Regions from separate parts of the Homo sapiens genome. Here region 2 is linked to region 1. A link is an interaction called in ENCODE POLR2A ChIA-PET data of the cell type or tissue named here. Cell type or tissue: B cell. All regions are shown on one strand. Each heading gives the region's core, and the rest is flanking DNA. Links, peaks and the distances in the headings are about the cores only. Region 1 overlaps MYHAS (myosin heavy chain gene cluster antisense RNA). Region 2 overlaps GAS7 (growth arrest specific 7).

Evidence for each region. Peaks named below come from ENCODE experiments on the same cell type or tissue, not always from the same donor. Only the 100,000 strongest peaks of a DNase experiment are listed, where the experiment ranks them.
Region 2: POLR2A ChIA-PET joins it to region 1 with 7 read pairs; 2 of 35 experiments call an interaction of 5 or more read pairs at or near these places.

Annotation. Positions count from the first base shown.
Region 1 is chr17:10,606,850-10,612,234 of GRCh38, reverse strand. MYHAS (myosin heavy chain gene cluster antisense RNA) reads right to left here. Exons shown (of 11, transcript NR_125367.1): 7 at 4,012-4,090; 8 at 3,620-3,881. Among named protein-coding and RNA genes, the nearest start is that of MYH3, 48 kb to the left of the region's middle. In B cell, for the core only: no CTCF peak of the experiment used is centred there; no DNase peak of the experiment used is centred there.
Region 2 is chr17:10,147,083-10,152,467 of GRCh38, reverse strand. The region is part of intron 1 of GAS7 (growth arrest specific 7); the gene reads left to right. Among named protein-coding and RNA genes, the nearest start is that of GAS7, 49 kb to the left of the region's middle. In B cell, for the core only: no CTCF peak of the experiment used is centred there; DNase peaks (open chromatin) are centred at 1,297 and 2,197; H3K27ac peaks cover 2,328 bases.

The DNA of each region.
Region 1 (5,385 bases), core at 298-5,297:
CAAAGAAGAGCTTCCTGAATATATGAGCAAGTCCTCAGAGTTACTCTAACTTTGTTTTTTTTTTTTTTTTTTTTTTGAGACAGAGTCTCGCTCTGTCGCCCAGACTAGAGTGCAGTGGCACGATCTCGGCTCACTGCAAGCTCCGCCCCCCAGGTTCACGCCATTCTCCTGCCTCAGCCTCCCGGGTAGCTGGGATTACAGGCGCCCGCCACCACGCCCAGCTAATTTTTTAATTTTTAGTAGAGACGGGGTTTCACCGTGTTAGCCAGGATGGTCTCGATCTCCTGACCTCATGATCCGCCTGCCTCGGCCTCCCAATACTCCAACATTTTTACATGGTGGAAGCACTTCCTTTTATTTAAACACACTCAGAAATGGGCAGGGAGTGGTGGAGCCTCACATGTTTAAGCCTGCAATCAGAGGTTGGCAACCTATTTGCACATGAGTGACTCTGAGTGACACACCACTGCTCCAGTCAATGGCCTAAAAAGATGTGCCATGCACACAGCTCCGTTTGAACCTGCAGCGGCACCTTCCACACTTTCCTCCAGACAAATACCAGCTCCTAGGTAACAAAATACATCTCTGTTTCTCCTATCCTAGGTTTATGTGGAAGCCCTCAAGTTATACTATGCGGGCGGTGGAAGACAGAGATGGTACTTGGAGGATTGCGGCCGACACGCACCGATGGAAGCTTCCATTTTCATGGGGGAAAATGCAGCCCTGGCAAGGTGCACAGGGAAGGTGGCCAAATCTGCGTACAGTGGCTAAGCAGTAAAGGTGCTGTCAAGAAAATCACTGTTGGGTACATTCAAGGGGGCAATGGTGACATAATCACAAGGTTCCGCTTCAAGATTGGCTTCCAATCAACTGTAAAGTGAAATATTCGTCTGGCAGGTAATGTGTAGCTCAATGCAAGAACAAGGCTATTGCCTTGAAATATGGTACTGAAATAGAAGGAATACGGTCTCCAACTTGCAAAGTCCCCTTGAAGATTCTTCACCCTCCGAGGTATTTTTAGTCATGGTAATTGTAGATGGTGGGCAAAGTGCTAGAGCCCTCAAAATAAGATGGCTCTTAAAAACGTAAGGTCAGCAAATGCCATCTCCGTAAGTCAAGCCTGCAAGAAGGATGGGATTAGCTGTCTACAGGGCAGCTTTCCAGAAGTAACCCGTCTTGCTTGAGTGATTTGGAGTGACCTTGCAGAGGAGATTGAAGTGTTTCTCTTGAGTATGTCATTAGCAAGCGGCAAAACAATCCAACACTTAGGAAACTGTGTGTTATGGTAACAAGAGTGCAAACGGCAAGGTAGTGGTCGTATGAGTATTTGCAAAGGGGAAGGTGGAAAATGAAAATCTATCAGCGTGTCACCAGGAGGTCCAACACCCACTACGATTCTGGATGACTGATCCTGACACTTTACATAAAAACAGGCTTACAGAGAAGGAGGTCCAGCCATCAGACCTTCAGAGCTTGATGGAAATTGCACATAAGGAGCTCCAACTTTTGGCTGGGCGCGGTGGCTCATGCCTGTAATCCCAGCACTTTGGGAGGCCGAGGCGGGAGGATCATCTGAGGTCAGGAGTTTGAGACCAGCCTAGCCAACATGGTGAAACCCCATCTCTACAAAAATACAAAAATTAGCTGGGCATGATGGCGGGTGCCTGTAATCCCAGCTACTGGGGAGGCTGAGGCAGAAGAATTGCACGAACCCAGGAGGCGGAGGTTGCTGTGAGCCGAGCCACTGCACTCCAGCCTGGGTGACAGAGCAAGACTCCGTCTCAAAAAAAAAAAAAAATCCAACTTTTGTTCTGTGCTCACCAAGCGACCTTCTGATATTGTTTACCACAAAGAGAATGTTCTGGAACAGAGTTTGGTTTCACTTCCTGGACCCAGAAGAGTTCCCTTAATAAACTAATAATCAACTGGAATTCTGGTAGAAAATTCAGTGCCTTGCGAGTTTGGTTAGTATGGACCAATTTCTGACCACTTGATTAATTCCAGATGCCCTAGTAAATCACATTCCTGAGCTCCAACCTATCATTCTTTCATCTAACATTTATTGAGCACCTACTGTCTACCAAGCACTATGGTAGGAACTGGTGAAAGCCAGATAAAGGACACAGCCTCTGCCCTCAGGGAGCTTTCAGACCAGTGTTGACCCAATCCTGGAGTGTGAGAAACATCACGCTTGTTATGGCTGAGCCTGAAAGGGACAATGAGCCTCCTCCACTGCTACTGAATCAGAACTTACTTTGCATTTACAGTCTATCCATGGGATCAGAAAATCAGTCAACCTTAGATTTGAAAGGAACCTCAGACATCACCTTACTTAGTGACTCTCAATGCTACCTACACATGACAATCACTGGGAGAGCTTTTAAAAAATACTGATGCTGGCCGGGCGCGGTGGCTCACGCCTGTAATCCCAGCGCTTTGGGAGGCTGAGGAGGGTGGATCACCTGAGGTCGGGAGTTCAAGACCAGCCTGACGAACATGGAGAAACCCCGTCTCTGCTAAAAATACAAAATTAGCTGGGCATAGTGGCGCAAGCTTGTAATCCCAGCTACTCGAGAGGCTGAGACAGGAGAATCGCTTGAACCCGGGAGGTGGAGGTTGCGGTGAGCCAAGACCATACCATTGCACTTCAGCCTGGGCAACAAGAGCAAAACTCTGTCTCAAAAAAAAAAAAAAAAATACTGATGCCTGGCCTAACCCTGTCCCTACCCTAAGTTGTTGATGAAATTGATTTGAAGAGGGCCCCCAGATGCCAGCATTTTTCATTATTTGTCCGGGTGATTCAAAGGTGAAGGCAGGGCTGAGAATCCCTGATCTAGTCCAATGCCTGCATTTTCCAGGGGCTAAACTGAGACCCAAGGAACTGAAAGAATGTGCCCAGAAAACATTCACTCACATAAATTCAGGGACTTATCTAGGACCCTAAGTCAGAGTGTGCTTTGCTTCAATCAGTGTCTCCCAGATCTAGTCATTTGAATACAGTCTTCCCAATACTGTCACAGCCACATGCATCTCTATGTACTTTTTAACTTATTTATTTATTTACTTGTTTTGAGACAGAGTCTCACTCTGTCACCTAGGCTAGAGTACAGTGGCGTGATCTCGGCTCACTGCAACCTCCGCCTCTGGGGTTCAAGTGATTCTCCTGCCTCAGCCTCCTGAGTAGCTGGTATTACAGGCGTGCGCCACCACGCCCAGCTAATTTTTGTATTTTTAGTGAAGATGGGGTTTCACCATGTTGGCCAGGCTGTTCTTGAATTCCTGACCTCAAGTGATCTACCCACCTTGGCCTCCCAAAGTGCTGGGATTACAAGTGTGAGCCACCACACCCGGCTTCTATGTACTTTTTTTAAAAAATGATTTTTAAAATGTAATGCTGTTTAGCCTTGTCTTCAGCAATAAAATCTGTAAAATACACCTTAAAATTAAGAACAATTAAGATGCGATGGACTTCGCAGTCGACCACCTTAGCTCCTGCTGTACATCACGCCTTGTGCATGTATCACACTTTAAAACACAGAAGACTGAGGTACTGGGAGTGCTGGGAAGACTTGGGGAAATTTAGGGCAGGTGTTGTAGACCTTTGTCCTGAGTTACTCACATGTAGGGCTGAAGAAGCTGCAGGTGACCACATGTACCAGGCAGCAGCTGAACCTCATGGAGTCTGTCAGTCCTCGGCAGCACTCAAATCCTCAAACGGGGATTAATGATGGAATTGGAGCGAGGAAGGAGGGGGTGACAACCGGAGGATTCATTTTACCTCTTCTGGAAAGGCTACAGGTCACCCTGTACCAACAGACTATTAAAATGAAGCTGCCTATCCATCACCTGGAATCTGCTGGTCCAAACACGCTGAAATTGATCTAGCAGGAGGGGAAAAATACCATTACAGAAGGCTCATAAAGTCACAGCACAGTAATGCAGCTTACACTAGAGGCCATCTTTCAGCCTGGGTTTAAAGATTCAGAATTTTAAATTTATTATTCTACTTACCAGGACTTATTTTCTTTTCTGAATAAGCTCATTAATCTTGATAGGTTGTTTAATATATTCTAAAGTGATACTCAATATTCTGAGAGAAAGGAGAGAAAAAAACAACGTATTCACCTGTCTCAGTTGAGCTTCAAGATAAGTTAGTTCTTTGAGTTTGAACAAATTCTCCATAATCAGGGCTTTAATTAAGAGGTTTCCCAGTTTTTAAATTTGGGAGAAAAGCGATGAAAGGAATTGGAGAATTTGTACTCTGGTAAAATGAGATGACCTGGAATCCTTATCTAAACCAACAAATCTAAAGAAAACCTAAGACCTTGTTCAATTCTCTTTTTCTCTCTCACTTTTATATTTAAAAAGACTGTTCAACCAACTAATTTCCTAGCAATTCCATTCCTAGGAAAGTCCCTTGGATGGATTCTGATTCCAGTGCACAAGAAGACATAAAGAAGGATGTTCAATGCTTAATTTTTTATAATAGAGAAAAATTAGAAGTACGTTGAATGTCCATCAACTGGATAAACAGGATAGATAAATTGTGGTAGAGTCATATATGAAATGCCATACAGCCATGAAAATGAATGAATAAGAGTTATATATGTCTCAAAAATTGATGAAAAGCAGCAAAAAATATATATATAAATATATATATTATATATATAAATATAAATTTTTTATATATAAATATATATATTATATATAAATATAAATGTTTATATATAAATATATAAAATATATTTTTATATATAAAAATATATTTAAAAATATAAAAATATATATAAAAATATAAAAAAATAAATATATATTTATATATATTTTTAATATATATAAAAATATATATATGTATATATGTATAGTGCCATACTATTTAGGTATAGTTTTAAAATATAAAACAATAGTGCCTAGTGCTTATGGACATAAACACATATAATAAAAGTGTAAAGCACTGGGCAGGAAGATACACACCAACTTTAGGGAGACAGTTGCTCCTGGATGAAGGCAGGAGATAAGTACAGTATTTTATTATTGCAATTATTTTAAAGATCTGAAGCAAATATGAAAAATGACATTTGTTAAATCTAGATGGTGGGTCATGGAGACTTATTAAATTATGTTTTCAAACTTTTCTGTCAGTTTGAAACTTCATAGTTGAAAAATAAAGTTATTTAAGCCATTGAAGCCACTGAGTCAAAAATATATACATGAATTCCTTGGGTAGAAATATCTGATTATGACAGAAAAGCCTGCCTTCTCCTATTGAGAGACAAATGCAAAACTCAATGTTTCTTAGGGATGCAGACACAAAGAAAATTGGCAGAAGGAATTTGCTAAGTTGTTAATAAAATAAAGCCCAAGGGCCAAACACGATGGCTCATG
Region 2 (5,385 bases), core at 309-5,308, 460 kb after region 1:
TAAGAGCTAATGCACGCACAGTCAATTCTTCACTGGGAAGTGATGCTTTACAAAGTCAAGGTATTGTGATGAATCCTTCTGTGTTCCGCCTGCATGCCTTAGACGGTGCTGAGCACAGAATCGTTCCTCAATAAGATTCTCTTGGGGAGTCGATTGCTGACTAAAGTGGATTGGTACAGCTTCTGTTTTGATCTGCCTGTCATAATGTTCTATCTCCCATCTTTTCGGGGAACTTCCCTATTCTCACCCCGCCATGTGACTTTGGTGGGGCTTGTCAACCAAGATACGTTGCTAAGTTGGGAGGAAGTTACCAGTGGCTCTCTAGTTGGGGCAGAGTCCACCTACACGTGACAGCCAGTCAGAGGTGAGAGAAGATGTCCTGTAGACATTGTGTGAGTCCCTGGAACCAGGCATCACTGAACTCCAGTGATGCATGCTGATAAATCCTCCTTTGTGTTGGCTTAAACTTGTGGATTGGATTTCTGCCACTGGCAACTGAAAGTCCTGGCTCTCTTTTCCTTCCATTTTGGAATGCAGCAGTGATTCTCTCTCTTCTTCCATTAACAAAGGGAAACTGAAAGGGTGTCAGAAGTAAAAGTCAAAACTGGAAAACTTTATTTAGGTTGGGTTATGGTGGCTCGTGCTTGTAATCCTAGCACTTTGGGAGGCCGAGGCAGGAGGAGCGCTTGAAGCCAGGAGTTCAAGACTAGCTTGGGCAACATTAGGGAAACCCTTTCTCTGTAAAAAATAAAAAAAGTAGCTGGGCATGGTGGTGTACACCTGTAGCCCTAGCTATTCAGGAGGCTTAGGTGGGAGACTCACTTGAGCCAAGGATGTCAAGGTTGCAGTGAGCCATGATCATGCCATTGCACTCCAGCCTGGATGACAGAGTGAGGCCCTATCTGTAAATAAATAGATAGATGGTAGGTAGGTACGTAGATTGATGATAGACTCTTATAATCACATTAAATGCTGTCATTAAATGACGTAGAATAATATTTAATAACAAGATAAAATATCACCAAGAAAAATGAACATGTGACAGTTTTGTTAGAAAACAGTATTGTTAGAAAACAATACTTAAAAGAGGCTTCATCTGAGCTTCATCAGTGACAAGTATTTAAAAAAAAAACAAAAACAAAAACAAGCAAACGAAACCCTTTAACTTGGTATGTTGGCCTGTGCCTATAGTCCCAGCTACTAGCAGGGCTGAGGCAGGAGAACCACTTGAGCCCAGGAGTTTGAAATCAGCTTGGGCAACAGAGCAAGACCCCATCTCTAAAAAAAAATAACCAAACTTAAAAAAAGAAGAAGTCTGACATCTGGAAATATGCTTTTAAGTCAGGTCCAGGGAACCTCAGAACCAGCCTCAGTTCACAGGCTTCTACTTTTTTGTAGAGCACTTGCTGGGTGTCAAGCTTTGTTCTATTCTTTTTAATCCTAACAACAACTTCATGCGTTAGGTTCTACTATTGTCCCCATTTTACAGGTGGGGAAACTGAGGCACAGAAGTAAAGTGACTTGCTCACTTATGGTCACACCATGATGATGCCTGGATTGAATGAAATTTAACAGCCTTGGCCAGGTGCGGTGGCTCACGCCTGTAATCCCAGCAGCTTGGGAGGCCGAGGTGGGTGGAGCATTTTAGGTCAGGAGTTCGAGACCAGCCTGGCCAACATGGTGAAACCCTGTCTGTATTAAAAATATAAAATTAGCTGGGCGGTAGTGATGCATGCCTGTAATCCCAGCTACTCGGGAGGCTGAGGCAGGAGAATTGCTTGAGCCTGTGAGGCAGAGGTTGCAGTGAGCCGAGATCGTGCCACTGCACTCCAGTCTGGGCAAGAGAGTGAGACCCTGTCTAAAAAAAAAAAAAAAAGAAATGTAACAGCCTCATTACTGAGTCCAGATGACTCCAATTTGCTGCCTCTCATAGGTGTTCATTCAACAACTTCTATAGGCAAGGAGAAAAGTTACATTTCAAAAGCCCACTACCTTCACTGTATCCATTTACACTTTGTGTGTGTGTGTGTGTGTGTGTGTGTGTGTGTGTGTACTTAACCAGTTGAGAGAAAGAAAGAAAGAGAAGAAAAGGAGAGGAAGAAAAGGAAAGAGTCAAAGGGGAATGGGCGGAAGGGAGAAAGGAAAACGGAAAGTTGAAGTGTGCAAGAGAGTGCCTGGGGTTTGAGGTTGGAGGTCAGATGAAATCAACGTAAATGTCACAACCACACTTCCTCTTGGGAGTTGGTGAATGAGTCATCACCTGGTATGCTGCCCTTTTAATTCCTGATTAGTTGGTTAACCACTATTTCTAGGTCTTTAAAAAATAGTTAATATTTTTTTCTTTATTGAGATGTTATTCACATAACGTAAAACTCAGCTCTCTACAGTATACAGTTCAGTGGTTTATAGTATATTCACTGTGTAGTATTCTAATATATTCACTAACTGCAGAACACTTCCATCACCTCAGAAAGAAACCCCTTCCCTGTTAGCTGTCACTCCCCATTCACCCCATCTCCTTACCCCTAACAACCAACAACTACTAATCGATTTCTGTCTCTGTGGATTTGCCTATTCTAGGCATTTCATAGAAACAGAATAATGTTACATGATATCTGGCCTTTTGTGTCTGGCTTATTTCACTTAGTGTAATGTTTTCGAGGTTTATCTGTATTGTAACATGCATCAGCACTTCATTCCTTTTCATGGCTGAATAATATTCCATTATCCCGATATGCCACGTTTTACCTGTCCATCAGTGGATGGACATGTGAATTGGTTATACTTTCTAGCTATTGTGAATAATGCTGTGACAAACATTGGTGTACAAGTTTTTTTGTGGGACATGTTTTCAGTTCTCTTGGGTCTCTAGCTAGGAGTGGAATTACTAGATTGTATGAGGACTCTGTGCTTAATAAAGAACTGCCAAACTGTTTCTACCTCTTTTCCACCTCTAATCCTCAAATGGAATTGATGGAAAGTCACAAAAATATAAGTTGGTTTTTGTGTTCTTCGGCTGCAGTATCCTAAAATTCTATAAGGTGAGATATGTTATTTCAAAATGGGGCCGGGCGCGGTGGCTCACGTCTGTAATCCCAGCACTTTGGGAGGCCAAGGCGGGTGGATCAACTGAGGTCAGGAGTTTGGGACCAGCCTGGCTAATGTGGCAAAACCCTGTCTCTACTAAAAATACAAAAATTAGTTGGGCATGGTGGCGGGCACCTGTAATCCCAGCTACTCTGTAGGCTCAGGCAGCAGAATCGCTTAAACCCAGGAGATGAAGGTTGAAGTGAGCCAAGATCGCACCACTGCACTCCAGTCTGGGTGATAGAGCAAGACTCTGTTTCAAAATAAATGAATAAATAAAACAAAATAAATACATAAAAATGAACAAAAATGGATCCTCTTCTATTTAGGCTGACATGCCTTGCAGCAACCTTCTGGAGCAGGAAGATGGTTTATTGGATCATATGGGCCAGGGTTCTCCATCATTTATTCATCATCCAGTTGACCTGATACCGTTCTGTTCAAGAGAGGATTCTTTTTTTTTTTTTTTTTGAGGCGGAGTCTTTCTCTGTCGCCCAGGTTGGAGTGCAGTGACACCATCTCTGCTCACTGCAAGCTCCGCCTCCCAGGTTCATGCCATTCTCCTGCCTCAGCCTCCGGAGTAGCTGGGACTGCAGGCACCCGCCACCATGCCCAGCTAATTCTTGTATTTTTAGTAGAGATGGGGTTTCACCGTGTTAGCCAGGATGGTCTCGATCTCCTGACCTCGTGATCCGCCCACCTCAGCCTCCCAGAGTGCTGGGATTACAGGCGTGAGCCACCGCGCCTGGCCTTTTTTTTTTTTTTTCTTGAGTGTTTCTCTGTTGCCCAGGCTGGAGTGCAGTGGTGCAATCTTGGCTCACTGCAACCTCCGCCTCCCGGGTTCGAGTAATTCTCCTGTCTCAGCCTCCAGAGTAGCTGGGACTACAGGCATGCACCACCACGCCTGGCTAATTTTTTTTTTTTTTGTAATTTTAGTAGAGACGGGGTTTCACCATATTGGCCATGCTGGTCTTGATCTCCTGACCTTGTGATCCACCCACCATGACCTCCCAAAGTGCTGGGATTGCAGGTGTGAGCCGCTGCGTCTGGCTCTTAACTGAGAGAGGATTCTTAACCAGCAGCAAACAGTTATCCAAGGGATGCAGGTGAAGAAAGGTCTAGGTTAACCGAAACCAACGAGGCAGCTTTTCACCCCACAAAAATAACCTCCAACACCAGAACACAACCAAGAAACATAAAAGTGCAAAAAAACTGTGTTCTTTTTTTGACTCCCTCTTTCTCAAGCTCCTAAATCAAAAATGCCTGTGCTAGCCAATAATTGATGTTCACGTGTGCTTTATGATTTTTCAGGTGCTCTCACATGAGATACATGATCGGCTCTCACAGCAGCTCCTTGAGCTCCAACAAGCAGTTACTATTTCCATCATCTTGATTTTTCAGCTGGGGACATGGGAGGTTCAGAATTTGTGATTTGCGGCCAGGTTAGGAAGTGGCAGTTGGTAAAAGACAGACTTGGCATTCAGACCTTTTGACTTGGAGTTCTGTACTCTTTTTATTATGAGCTCTTGGCAGTGTTCACACCGTTTTAAAAAATCTAGATAAAGGTACTCTGATTTTTTCCCCCAAGATTCACATTAATAGAGTTTGAGCTTGGCTTTGGGAAGCTTCGATAAACATCATATTTGGATCTTTGGCATGAGAGAGAAATGCCGTGTTGTACCCTTGATCCCAACACGTGTGTACAAGCCCACTTGCCCAGTATATTTTTACAAGTGTATTTTCTGTGTTCATGCATGTGAGGTTTCTTAGCCCCCTTGGCTGATCTAAAAGCCTTACTTTTGAGCTGTAAGAGGCAATATTAGGATGTTCCTGTTATTTTGAGTAGCTAGTAAATTCCAGACTGGTGGAGAGGCTCAGCTGTGGGCTCAAAAACCGTTTACAGAAACTTTGAGGATGTTTCCTTTTGTCTGCGTATTTTAGAAATCAGCTTAATTGAGGTTGTCTGAGCATTTTTGTAAATTTCAGAGAGGCAGTTGTGTATTATACTTCGCTGTGATTAAACACGCAGACACATACACGCCACCCTCTGCCCCCACCCAAGCCCCACTGCTGGCTTTGCCTGGAAGTATGAAAACACCTATTTGTTTATTCAAAAGCCATAAACCAGGCACACAGTGGAATATGTGCAAGTATGTTGAACAAAGTACTTTTCAGTGCTTAAAAGCTAATTGAGTAGGTATGGATCAGTAGTTTGTAATTAACATATTAAAAAAAATGGCAAACCATGTGACTAAGCATTTGAAGAGGGCTTTTGGCTTCTTTCTTGCTTACTGTAAT